Linked DNA regions of Homo sapiens: region 2 is linked to region 1. A link is a contact called in ENCODE Hi-C data. All regions are on one chromosome and are shown on one strand. Each heading gives the region's core, a stretch centred on a gene start or an enhancer-like site at or near the end of the contact. The rest is flanking DNA. Distances are from core to core; before and after follow the strand shown. Region 1 has its middle 110 kb from the start of LINC01544. Region 2 overlaps CDH20 (cadherin 20).

The links. Hi-C counts contacts between places; a loop is a spot of excess contacts on that map. Pooled maps may share reads with other maps.
Region 2: a map of mammary epithelial cell shows a loop between it and region 1 (8-fold over the local background). The contact joins two enhancer-like sites. A Hi-C loop is called at or near these places in 7 of 168 maps with a recorded cell type or tissue (IMR-90, Right ventricle myocardium inferior, cardiac septum and 4 more) and 11 of 50 pooled maps.

What each region holds. Positions count from the first base shown.
Region 1 is chr18:61,633,382-61,639,330 of GRCh38, reverse strand. No RefSeq gene overlaps it. Among named protein-coding and RNA genes, the nearest start is that of LINC01544, 110 kb to the left of the region's middle. RefSeq lists an enhancer at 3,371-3,420. Within about 2 kb of position 2,975, at least 18 of the 41 ENCODE cell types and tissues checked have a DNase peak (open chromatin) inside an H3K27ac peak, as active enhancers do.
Region 2 is chr18:61,552,040-61,557,988 of GRCh38, reverse strand. It overlaps CDH20 (cadherin 20), which reads right to left. Exons shown (of 12, transcript NM_031891.4): 12 at 2,210-3,799. The coding sequence ends at 3,294. Among named protein-coding and RNA genes, the nearest start is that of LINC01544, 190 kb to the left of the region's middle. RefSeq lists an enhancer at 3,396-3,903. Within about 2 kb of position 3,793, at least 2 of the 41 ENCODE cell types and tissues checked have a DNase peak (open chromatin) inside an H3K27ac peak, as active enhancers do.

The DNA of each region.
Region 1 (5,949 bases), core at 1,726-4,225:
CAAAAGGAAAAATAAAATGAGAAGGAAGGTGAGAAGGCAGGGAAAACACATTCCTCAAGCCTACAATCATGCCTGTTTCTGCCTCTCCTCATCCCACACGGCAGGTTGATATTTGGAAGACCAGTTTGTCTTTTTAGCCCTTAGGTCTCCTTCCCACTGCCCCTCCCTGGCTCCATGAAAGAGACCCAAGCTTGGCTGACGTGGAGGTGGGGAAGGTTTGGTGGTCCAAAGATGAATTGACAGGTGTAAGCATCCCCTTTCCTCCCCTTCCCACAACTGGCTAGATGCATGGCCTCAGGCCTCTGCTTCTTCTTGAGGAAAGTGTGGGAATTGGTCTTCTCCGAGGCCCCTCCTAGCTGCCTCACACTCTGACTTGAAACCGCTCAGGCCATCTTAACCCCAATCAACTTTCTCTGGGCCCAGCAAGTGCCAGGCCCTGAGTGTGGCTGCCATAGTCAGTCATGTGAGCTGTTGGTAGGGACCACCCTCTTTTGCAGGTGGAAAGGGTGGACAGGTTGTTCTTTCAAAGATGACCTCAATTGGCCTAAAACCTGGAGAGGAATCCAAGGAAGGTTAATTTTTTCTCAGGAAGCTGCCCTTTAGACAGTTTCAACCATCTTTTTGATATTTCAGCATTTCCAGTGCCAACTGGAGACCAGTTGACTCCGGAGGGGGGTATTTCTTAAGGGGTGTAGTCAATTTTTAAAAATCCAAACAAAACTCAGAGAAGAGGAAGCCAAGGGTTGCAGGTTGCAGGGAAGAGAGTAAAAAGCCCGTTTTGTTTTAACTCCATTTAAGTACTTGGCTTCTTTCAAATAAATACCAGGAATAGCACTTGCCAGAATTCAACTTCAATAGCACATATGTGTGAGTTTCAGCCCAAAGTGCTGTATTGGAAAGGCTGGCAACTCTTCTACGAGAAATTTCCCTCACCAGGATGTGTAGAAGACTGATTTCCATTATTTACATTACAGCAGGGACACTTTCCCATTCTGTTGCACTTGGGAAATAAGGAGCTGGAAATCTTTTAATTAAACAACTTGTTTTGTTTTGGTGACTAGCTCAGTGGAACCAGTACTGAAGGGAGGGTGTGGTGGAAGGTGGGGCTTTGCAGGCGGCACCCTGGCCAGTGGGCTCAGTGGTGTGGCTGGCAGAGTTTACTTCTTGAACCTGCAAAATGACTTGGCTTCAAAGTCACCTCGGTGAAAGTCAATTTGCTCTGGTGGAATTGAATTCAGAGATTAGAGGCACCACTGTCTCATGGAAATTTACAGGTGACACATGCTCTACAGGAGGGCAATGCTTTTTCTTTCTTAGCATCCCCACTCAGTTTAGAATAACAAGCAACATTAGCTACAGGGGAAAATAAATAAGTTCAGGAATGCAAACTACTTTTCCTAATTTACTGGGAAAGAACCTCTTTTCAGTATATAAATCAGGCCTTGTTGGGTTTTTTTTTTTCCATTTAAAAAAATTACAAAAACCAAATGTATCATTTGAAAAAAACACAACTATTAAGTATGTGTTGCTTTTAATTAATCAACTCAAGTCTTCCAAGCTACTAGCAAACAAAATGTGCATATATACTGGTACATTTAAGCAAGACTGTAACAAACATGCCATCTGTTTACAGTAACTTGATGTGAGTCCTACATATGCTGGCACACAAGGGGATGACCCAAGAGCTGTATTGGCTGGAATTTGCACCATTCGGACCCTGCATTTTTAGGAAGTGTGAGAAGTCATGCAGGCTTACTGGCCTTTAGAGAGACTTTAAATAGCTCTCCCCAAGCCAGCAGAGATGGCATATGCAACCTGGCTTGAGGTGCAAAGAACTGCCTGCAGAGGGCCGCCTGCCAGCAAGCGCACACACACGCACACCTGCTGCGCACGCTTGGCACGGCCAGTGGCGCTGGGTCCATCTCAGTGAAAAGCCCTCAGTCCTCTGCTTGATTCTTTTATGAAAACAGCACTGGGTAGCACTAGGGGAGGTCCCAAAGCTGCTTAAGTGGGATCAAACAAAGGTTCCAGGAGCATGTGTGCTCTTCAGAACGCAGGTTTCTTAAAGAAAAGGGAGGAAATTCAGTGATTGAATAGTTTGGGAGGTGCTGCAACCAGTCTGCTCCTCTAGAAAATGCATGGTGTTCATACACTGCCATAGTGGAGGGCCTGCAGCAAGGAACTCTGCTTAACTTTGTTTATAAAATAAAAATGCTTTTGAGCGGGGGACGGGAGAGTCCCCTGATCTGGAGAAAAGTAACCACTCCCTAAAAAATGGCCAGAGGAGCTCCCAGACAGAAATCCCATCCTACTTCTTCCTGCTTTGGTAAGGAAACAGGCACAGGGGAATGCACATCGTGTGGCATCTGGGGAGACTGGAGCCCCTACCCAGTGGTTCCCTGGTAAAGGTCTTGAAGATGAAAATTGCCCACTTGAGACCAATAGGAACTCCCATGCTTGGTTCAGCCCTGACTGGTAGAGATTTCCGCAAAGCTTCATTCAGAAGCTTGGTCTGGAGGTGAGGAGGGGCCTGTTTGAGCTCTCTGTCGATGACCAACTCTTCCCAGTTGACCAGGACTCTCCCAGGGTTAGCACTCAAAGTCCTGAATTCCAGGAATCTCCTCACACCTGGGCAAACCTGGACATTTGGTCACCTTAGCTCTCTCAGAAAAAAGACAAAGCATTCAATCCAATCTAGTTTTTAAAAGAAAATAAGAACTAGAGGTCTGTCCACAGGAGCTGCACAAGATTGCCTTTAACCTGGGTAATTCACCCTCTGCTTATTTTTGTTGCCTTTTAATCTGTTTCCTGGTAGTAAATCTCAGAGAAGAAAATGTACCGTGTGTTTGCCTGGGGCTGGGTGGGGCGTGGTAGCTGGGGACAGCTGGCTCAGAAGCCAGGGAAATCTCTTAAGGTGAGAGAAGCTGGTTGCACCCTGGGGCCTGTGGAAAGAAACAGCAGGCCAGCTGGTCTGGGCCCTAAGTGCCCCCCTTCCCCAGAGGCTGCTTAGCCCAGCCCTCTTCTACAGGGCTTCAGCCTGCAAGGGCCTTTCCCTGCTCCCTTCACTTCAAACCTTCTTCCCCACAATGCACTGGAGTGGATTAATTCCATGCTTTGCACTGTTTCACGCTGGGGAGGGAGTACGGCTCTGGGAAAAACATTAAAATGTGTTCTTGGCTCTTTTCACACCACACTTCTTTTCCTTGCTCCTTCTCTTCTTTCATCTTTGCTCCTTCTCTTCTTCCATCTTTGCCTTCTATCATTTTTATTTTTCTCTTCTAGGACTCAATTTTAAGTCCCACCACCGTCAAGCCCAAGTGCCACTACCGCCCCCTTGTGTTTTCTTGATGGAAGAACGCAGCCCCAGGGCTGCCCACACACCTGGAGAAAACTAGGGGTGGAAAGGTGTGATACATTTTCTTACCCATCATAAGGGGCACAGCTGACACTCCTATAGGAAAAGACAGGTTAACAAGAGGAAAGTGTAACAAATTATTTGAATCAAAGTTTTACATAGCGCAAGAGCCTTCACAAATGAAGACCCAAAGACCCAGAGAAAACCATCTATTTGTATGCTTACGTTCCATGAAGAGTGGACAACTATGTCAAAATGTGAGTGGACAAGGGGTGTGATCTAATGGCGATAGACCGAGGCAGGGGGACCCAGCCAGGTATGTCCAGACTCTTTTTGGCCTCTCTATGTAGGCTTTCTCCCCCGTATGGGGCAGAATCTTTCTGGAAAGAGAAAGGGAAGAAGGGAAAGAGTGACCTTTTCAGACTTTATGGCTTGCTTTGGGGAAGAGGGATCTTAGCTTTATGACCCACTGTTGCGGGAAGTCAGGGACCCCGAACGGAGGGACCGGCTGAAGCCATGGCAGAAGAACGTGGATTGTGAAGATTTCATGGACATTTATTAGTTCCCCAAATTAATACTTTTATAATTTCTTATGCCTGTCTTTACTGCAATCTCTGAACATAAATCGTGAAGATTTCATGGACACTTGTCACTTCCCCAATCAATACCCTTGTGATTTCCCATGCCTGTCTTTATTTTAATCTCTTAATCCTGTCATTTTATAAGCTGAGGAGGATGTATGTTGCCTCATGACTCCGTGATGATTGCGTTAACTGCACAAATTATAGAGCATGTGTGTTTGAACAATATGAAATCTGGGCACCCTGAAAAAAGAACAGGATAACAGCAATGTTCAGGGAACAAGAACCCACCTTGGAGAAGGGGGATTTTGGTTTCTATGATTTGCTTCAGGGGGAGAAAGAAGACAGGAGAAGATCAGAGGAGAGACTGCTTCTGAGGCCACGTCTGAGGCCTTCCAATCTCCTCCTTTAGTTCAAAGTACTCAGCGTGCCAAAGCACCATACTTTGGGGTAATGTTTTTTTGAGCCCCAACAGAACCAAAGACTGGATGTATGAACAGTTGTGAATAGCTAGAATGCCGATTGATTAAATAGGGTTGGCAGGCCAGGCATGGTGGCTTGTGCCTGTAATCCCAGCACTTCGGGAGGCTGAGGCAGGAGCGTTGCTTGAGCTCAGGAGTTCAAGACCAGCCTGGGTAACACAGTGAGACCCATCTCTACAAAAAAATAAAATATTAGCTGGACATGGTGGAATGCTCCTGCAGTCCCAGCTACTTGGGGGGCTGAGGCAGGAGAATTGCTTGAATCCAGGAGGTCAATGGCGTAGTGAACAATGATCATACTACTGCACTCTAGCCGAGCAACAGAGAAAGACTCTATCTCAAAAATAAATAAATAGGGTTGGCAAAAGAAACACATGCCAACTGAGGTGAAATTCAGACTGGGTGGCCTGAATGGCATCTGGGAAGCCAGAAAGTCTTGGGTAACTGAGGAATTCCCTAAGAGAGAACATCTTGATCTTGTCTATGTACAATGAGCCAGAGAGGGTCTTTATCTTCAGCTCTGATAAGCACATAAGGGCAGGGACTGTGTCTGTCTTAATATTGAATTTTTAATCCTTAGCACAGCACTTAGTCCATATTTACTGAGAGCTGTATGAGAGTCAGATTTATATCGTAATTACATTATTGTAATTACACATGAACAGAGAACACTATCATGTTTTTACTATGTGCAGGGCACTGTTCTATATATTTTGTATGTATTATTTTGCCTGTTTGTCACAAGCACCCTATAAACTCTCTCTCCCATTTTACAGACAAGGAAAGTAAGGCTGAGAATATGTAACTCACCCAGGGGAACTGGCAGAGTCAGTATTTGAATCCAGGCTGTCTGGTTCCTGAGCTCTCTCATGGACTCTTCCATTAAATGTCTCTCATTTATATGTGTCTATATTTTGTCACAATGCAAAAGCATCTGCTGTTAGCAAAATAAAATGCACTTTTTTTTTTTTTTTTTTTTTGAGATGGAGTTTCGCTCTTGTTGCCCAGTCTGGAATGCAGTGGTGCAATCTCAGCTCACTGCAACCTCCGCCTTCCATGTTCAAGTGATTTTCCTGCCTCAGCCTCCCAAGTACCTGCGATTAAAGGCGTCCGCCATCATGCTCCGCTAATTTTTTGTATTTTTAATAGAGATGGGGTTTCACCATGTTGGCCAGGCTGGTCTCAAACTCCTGACCTCAGGTGATCCACCCTCCTTGGCCTCCTAAAGTGCTGGGATTACAGGAGTGAGCCACTGTGCCTGGCCAAAATACACTTTTTAATCTAAAAAAATGATACATTATGGTTTACACTTGAGTACTCAAAACTAGCTAGAGTTTTTAAATATTCTTAACTGCTAAATACTACCATCAAATAATGCGTATGTATATAATTTAAATTAAACTAAATTTGGCCTGAGGTTGCCCTTATACCGTGAGTCCCTATATAATGAATTGCAACTTAACTTAGTACATAAGCAAACTGAAAGCCTAATTTAGGAGTATATTTTTTGTAACATCTAGCTGAGTCTCAG
Region 2 (5,949 bases), core at 2,544-5,043, 82 kb after region 1:
CCTGCACGTTGTGCACACGTACCCTAGAACTTAAAGTATAACTTAAAAAAATAACAAATAAAAGAGGACCACTTGGCCTAATTTTATCGACTTCTTCTATCAGAAACTTGATCTTTAAGAATAAAGCAGAAGCTTCCCCAATCCAGATATTTATATATAATAATCTGTTGAAGGTTCTTTATTGTAAAAATGACAAATGGATATGACAGTGAGTCAATCTGCAATGAGAACTGCTTGTAAAGTGTGTCTGTCCTACATTCATATAGTCCCAGCACTATATGGAAATACTGTGAATTCTGTCATCAAGGCCTAGTTCTGCAATATTAGTGAATTAATGACAACTTTTAATCAATGTGCCTGCACTGATTTTTAACTTGTTGAATACCATTTTCAGGATTCATAGATTCTTTCTTGTGTGAACAACCCCATGTTTGTCTTTGCTATATGCCATGCTTGAATATTCTCTTTTTTAAATTTTTCATTGCTAATTTTTATCTTTGCTTGTGTTCTTATTCAGAATACATTTTCAGATTGAGTCTCATCAATTGGTTTCTACAGATTCTCCTGTTTCCCTCCAACATGTAAATTATAGGCTAGCTGTCATACCTGTTGACAAACAAATGGCTGAATAATTTTACAGCTCTCTGGCCTAACCTGATCACATTGTCTGTATAGAGATGATGATGGTTTTCTTTTTCTTTATTCCCAGAGGGATCAGCATTTGTATTACATTGTGGCAGTAGAAAGGGAATTTTAAAACTCATTTGGAGTGGGAATCTCTTAGCTTAGAGTATGAAGCTGAAATAGATCTATTTTGTGCTTCAATCACGCTTCCTGTATTACACCATTAACTATCCTCCCAGGGACCAGAAGATTCAGGAGATTTTGTTTAATTACTTCATGCCCAATATCATGGGGACCACATTTGCAGGATGTGGGGCATGATAACGCCCTGTGGTTAGGATAACAGCTGTTCTCAGTTGTAACATAAGCAGTACAAAGTGAAATACTCACAAAATTATCCTCAGGGCTGTGGTAGGAAGGAAGAATGTTATAGAGGTTGATTTGCCTACATCCATATAATTGGTATATTGTAAAGCCTAGTTTGGACTCAAGTCCATGCTTTTTCTTTTGCTTTGTTAAATGTATTTATTTTTACATTGCACTCTATCCTTGAAGAGGATGTGTGAGAGCTGCCTGCCTTTCATGGGAAGAAAGGGTTAGTATGCTGAAGGCTGAAGAGAATTTGGTGGCTGTTAATGTACCATGTAATGGTACCATGTAATGTGTAATATGCAAAAAAGCACATCCTACTGCCTCCCAGACCCTCATCAGCTTTCCTTACATTTCTGTAAACTGTTCATGTTTTACTGAGAAAACAATTCACAACACCACTCTGCGGGAAGATGGGACCCAGTACAGATGGGACATAGTTTAATCTTCATGTGTTAGAGAGTGAGTAACTACATATCAGAGGTTTTCAAAATGTGGTTCCTGGACCAGCAGCATCAGCATCTCCTGGGAACATGTTAGAAATACAAACTGCCCCAAATCGACTGAATCATAAATTCTAGGGGTGAGGTAGTTTAACAATTTCTTCACGTGATTCTGATACATTAAAATTTGAGAACTGTTGCTATAATCAAGGCTCTCAGGGAATGATTTTGTTCACAATTTGTCCTCAGTTGTGAGGATAGTTGTGTAAAATATTTTTTAGTAATAGAATGTCAAATAGAGATCCCTCCCATCATGTAGCCAAGAAGTGTTAAGCACCTACTGTATGCAGAAGAGTATGCTAGCTATTGTAGCAAAAGGAAAGATGAATAAAATATGGTTTCAACCATCTGTGAGCTCAATTTGCCAATGAAATAGAGATGTAAGTAGCACAGTAGCCTGCCTCATTGGGGGCTATGTGTAATAACCTTTTGCAAAATGAAAAATATGGGCTAAATTCACCATTGTATAGTTGATATTACCAAACCACCCTTTGCTCTTTTCAGGGATGAAGAAATGGAGGGTGTTCATTAAAAGCTTAACAGTTTGAACCATAATGTTCATATGGTTAGCTACTGAAACAGAATGCAGCCTCACACTTCTTTTCCATTGCTTTTGCCTTACAAATTAGCCCCAACCCCGGGAGCCTGAGGCTAGATCAGGATTACAAAGTCATCTTCTACCTGTTCAGCAATTAAACAAATTCACAATAGACTTTTCCTTCTATTTAACTTTTATTAAAAGAAGTGCTAAGGTACTGAGATGCAGTACATCATATTTATTACCAAAATTATTAACAAATATACAAAACTTGTACATGTAATTTTCTTACATCCATTTATTCTCTATAATACTGATTTTTGTTCAAGTAGGTTATCTACAGTATGTAAACATCCCTTGGATTGACCTCACACAGATTAGGAAAGCCCTCTAACCCATGCTTTTGTCAGATACTTCTTTTTTATTTGGCTTTCATTTGTAGCATCTAATCTCCACATTTGGCACATGGAAGAGACATCTACAGTGCAAAAGAGGCAGATTTTTCTGGTTTCATTCTGAACAATTTTGCAGGGGCACAGTTAAATAGCTGAGAGGAGACACGAGCACTCTAACTTGATGGCGTTGGATGAGCTGTAATGCCAACATCTCTTGGTTCAGCCACTAAACTTGAGCATAAAGTCAATGTCTCTTCCTTCACCCACCCTCCCACCCATCCACCCCCATGCAAGGCTGATTCAGTCTTAACCTTGTCTCAAAAGGGTTACGGGAAATTCCATCCATCCCAGAACAAGTAGGTTAATTTCACTGAGTAACAAGTTTTTTGTTCTTTCTTGTGGGTTGGTTTCTGTGGTTTGAGCCAGCAAAACTCTTAAATGGAGAATAAGATAAGATAAAAAACAGATACGAGAGTAGAACTTTCTGCTTTCAATTGGCATCTCTGTATCCAAGGCCAGAGCCTTTCTGTGGTGGAAAAGTGACAAAGGCCTTAGCGAATGGCAGAGAAAAGCCACCCTTGTCAGAACACCTTGGACTCCAAGCCTTCGCACACAGTGTCAGAAAAATCAAAAAGAAAAGAAAAAAAGGTAATTAAAGATTCTGCCCTCTTCCTTCTGGGTTTCCTTTTGCTTATTTAACTTAATCTACCCAAGTAAAGCTGATCCAGAGAGAGCTCTGTTCGCCTGCTCACCCCCATTCTCACTCTCCAGCACAGTATTGCTCGTGTGGTTGGCTGCACCTTGTCCGCGAAGCACCCGCGGAGAACGTCTGGATTTGGACGCGCGCCTGCCTCCTGGCTTCCGTCACCACAGCGGCGCGGGTCCCTCCGACGCCCCGTAGAGCTCGGCCAGCTTCCGGAAGCGGGGCCCCCAGTCCGTCAGGAAGTCGAAGCTCTGTTCCGAGTCCGACGTGGCCGACTGCAGGGAGCTCAGCGACCCCGCCACAGAGCCGTCCCCCTCGAACATATACGTCTGGAGGGAGTCGAAGGGCGGTGCCCACAGGTCCATGTCGGCCTCGTAGAGCTTGGCCAGCACGTAGCTGTGGACAGTGCTGTTCACTGCGCACGTCTGAGGCACGTAGCGGGAGAGGCTCTCGATCTCGGGCAGCATGTCCTGCCGCGTCTTGGGGGCGGCCCCCGCCTGCGCCTCCCGGGGGTTCCACATGGCCGCGATGTCGAAGGCCTCGGTGTCCTCCTCGCCGCCGCCCTCGTCGTCGTAGCGGACGATGTTCTCGTGGATGTTTTCCTCGTCGTCGATGATGTATGGTTGTTTCCGGTGCCGCCTCATGGACAAAATGAGCAACACCAGCACTGCCAGGAACAAAAAGGAGAGTGTGTTTACCGAGGAGATGTGGCTGTGTGTGCGGTGACTAGAAGTAGTCTTGATTCACCACGGATAGGGGAAGGGCTACCGAGTGGAGGGCTCAGAGATAGCTTTTGGATATCTGAAACCTCGGGGAGTTCTAATTTAAGTCCACTTTGTCCTCTTTCTGTAAGTCAGGTTGTGGACAATGAAGCCCTGTATTTCTTCAAATGGTTTAATTAGAAAAAGTTGCCTATAGTCGCTTACCATCAGCTTGCTGTTTTGAAATTGTGTGTCTACACCTAACACCCAATTTAAAATCCCACTAACAAAGCACAAAGGCCTGCTATGGACCAACATACTCTAAGGACCAGATCACGTGCTCTGTTTATATGATGAAAAATATACATTTATCCTCTTATAATGTGAAAGTCTTATTATGTAGGTGGAATTCTGCTTCCGTATATTAGCATCTTAATAGGATTCTACTCTGTATATAATCATATCTTAATATGCATAGAGACACACATACTAAGTGTGCACCAAAGTTGTAGTCTTTTTATACCTCTAAAAAACAACAGAACATAAGTGATCCCTGGGGTCCAATAAACTCAGGTTCCTCAGAGAAGCCTTTCATTAAAGAGGTGGTTGTGGCTTTCTGGACCCAAGGGTATTTATGGAAGGCAGAGAATGAGCAGTGGCCTTTTATATAATTCATCATGTTATCAAAGAAACACCACACTGTTAGATGTGCCCTTGCAGGTTTGGATAAAATTTTATCCCAACAAATGCATTTTTCCCCCCTAGAATGTGTTCGCTGGGGTTTAAAGGAGAGATAGAGATAATCCCATTGAGCTATTTATCTCTCTGAAAACGTTTTCCAGGAAGAGTGTTGAGGTTTTAGCTGTAGAACTGCTATTGATTTTTTTTTTTTCTGGTGTGCTTTGTTATAGCTGGTGAACAGTGACAGTTTGACAGCACTGCAAAATAAGACCCCAGTTTATCCAAGGGGAGAAAGTGGAGTACATTCATACATGCAGTAAAAGATTACCGACTAATAAAACTCACAACAATGATTTAAAAATTTTTTTGAATGTAGATGTGCTTTTTTATCAATTGCAATTAATGACATTAATACGTAATATTTTCCCAGATAGCTTTGGTGACAAAACATACACAGGAAACGATGATACGCTCATGTGTATTTTCCCTGTGTGCAAAAATACGAGGCGTGGACTGAAAGGAGGGTGGGATTCCTAGAGAAAAAGAGACTAATAGGACTCTAAGGAAGCGTGGGCTTGAATCGAGCCTGAAAGGTTGGAGTGTGATTTGGATTGATGCAGGTTGGAGACGTGAGATTCGAAGTGAGCATGCTGTGTTTGCAGGATTCAGTAAAGTTATTAAACCCAAGTATTTTTAATCCTCTATGCTAAGCAATGGGGAAACAATATTGAGTGTGACATGGATTCTGCTCTTGTGAGCTTGTAATCTAAGGAGATTATGGATGCTGATAATTAATGCAAGTCAGACAGTGATAAGGGCTGTTAGAGCCACAAGTGTCACTGGGAGAGTACAGAGGCAGGGCCAGTGAATTTTACCTGGGAGACTGGGTAGGGCTTCACAGAGGTGACCTTGAAGTGGTAGGGGCGGTATTTTGGATAACGCTAGGAAGCAAAATTGGAAGTCTTTTGAATACCTTGCTGGAGAGAATTCTGATGGTCATGGAGAATTAGGCCGTTTATATAGAACTAGTCCGTCTTTTGAAAAATAAAGACAGCTACATGTCTTTTTTTTTTTAAGGTAATCTAATTAGGTAAATAACAAATATTACATAACAAATATTACATGATGCCCTGAAAATCAGATTTTGAGGAAAATGGTCTTATTCAGCTGAAAGGCTTCTCTGACAGAAGAGAATTAGTTCTAGGGATGGTTTATTCTTCGTGTACTATAGGCACGGTGCGTAGAGCTTATGAGATTTTCTAGGCACTAGATACATATATGAGACATGAAAAAAAAAAACCCAGGAAGTCAGAATTAATTTATTTAGTTGTCTATAAAATATAGTATTTTGTTGACAAATGCAAGTCAAATCTTAAAGTTTGATGAATTATTTTTAATGTGGGATGTGTACTCTTAGAAGTAAGGGTACTTAAAA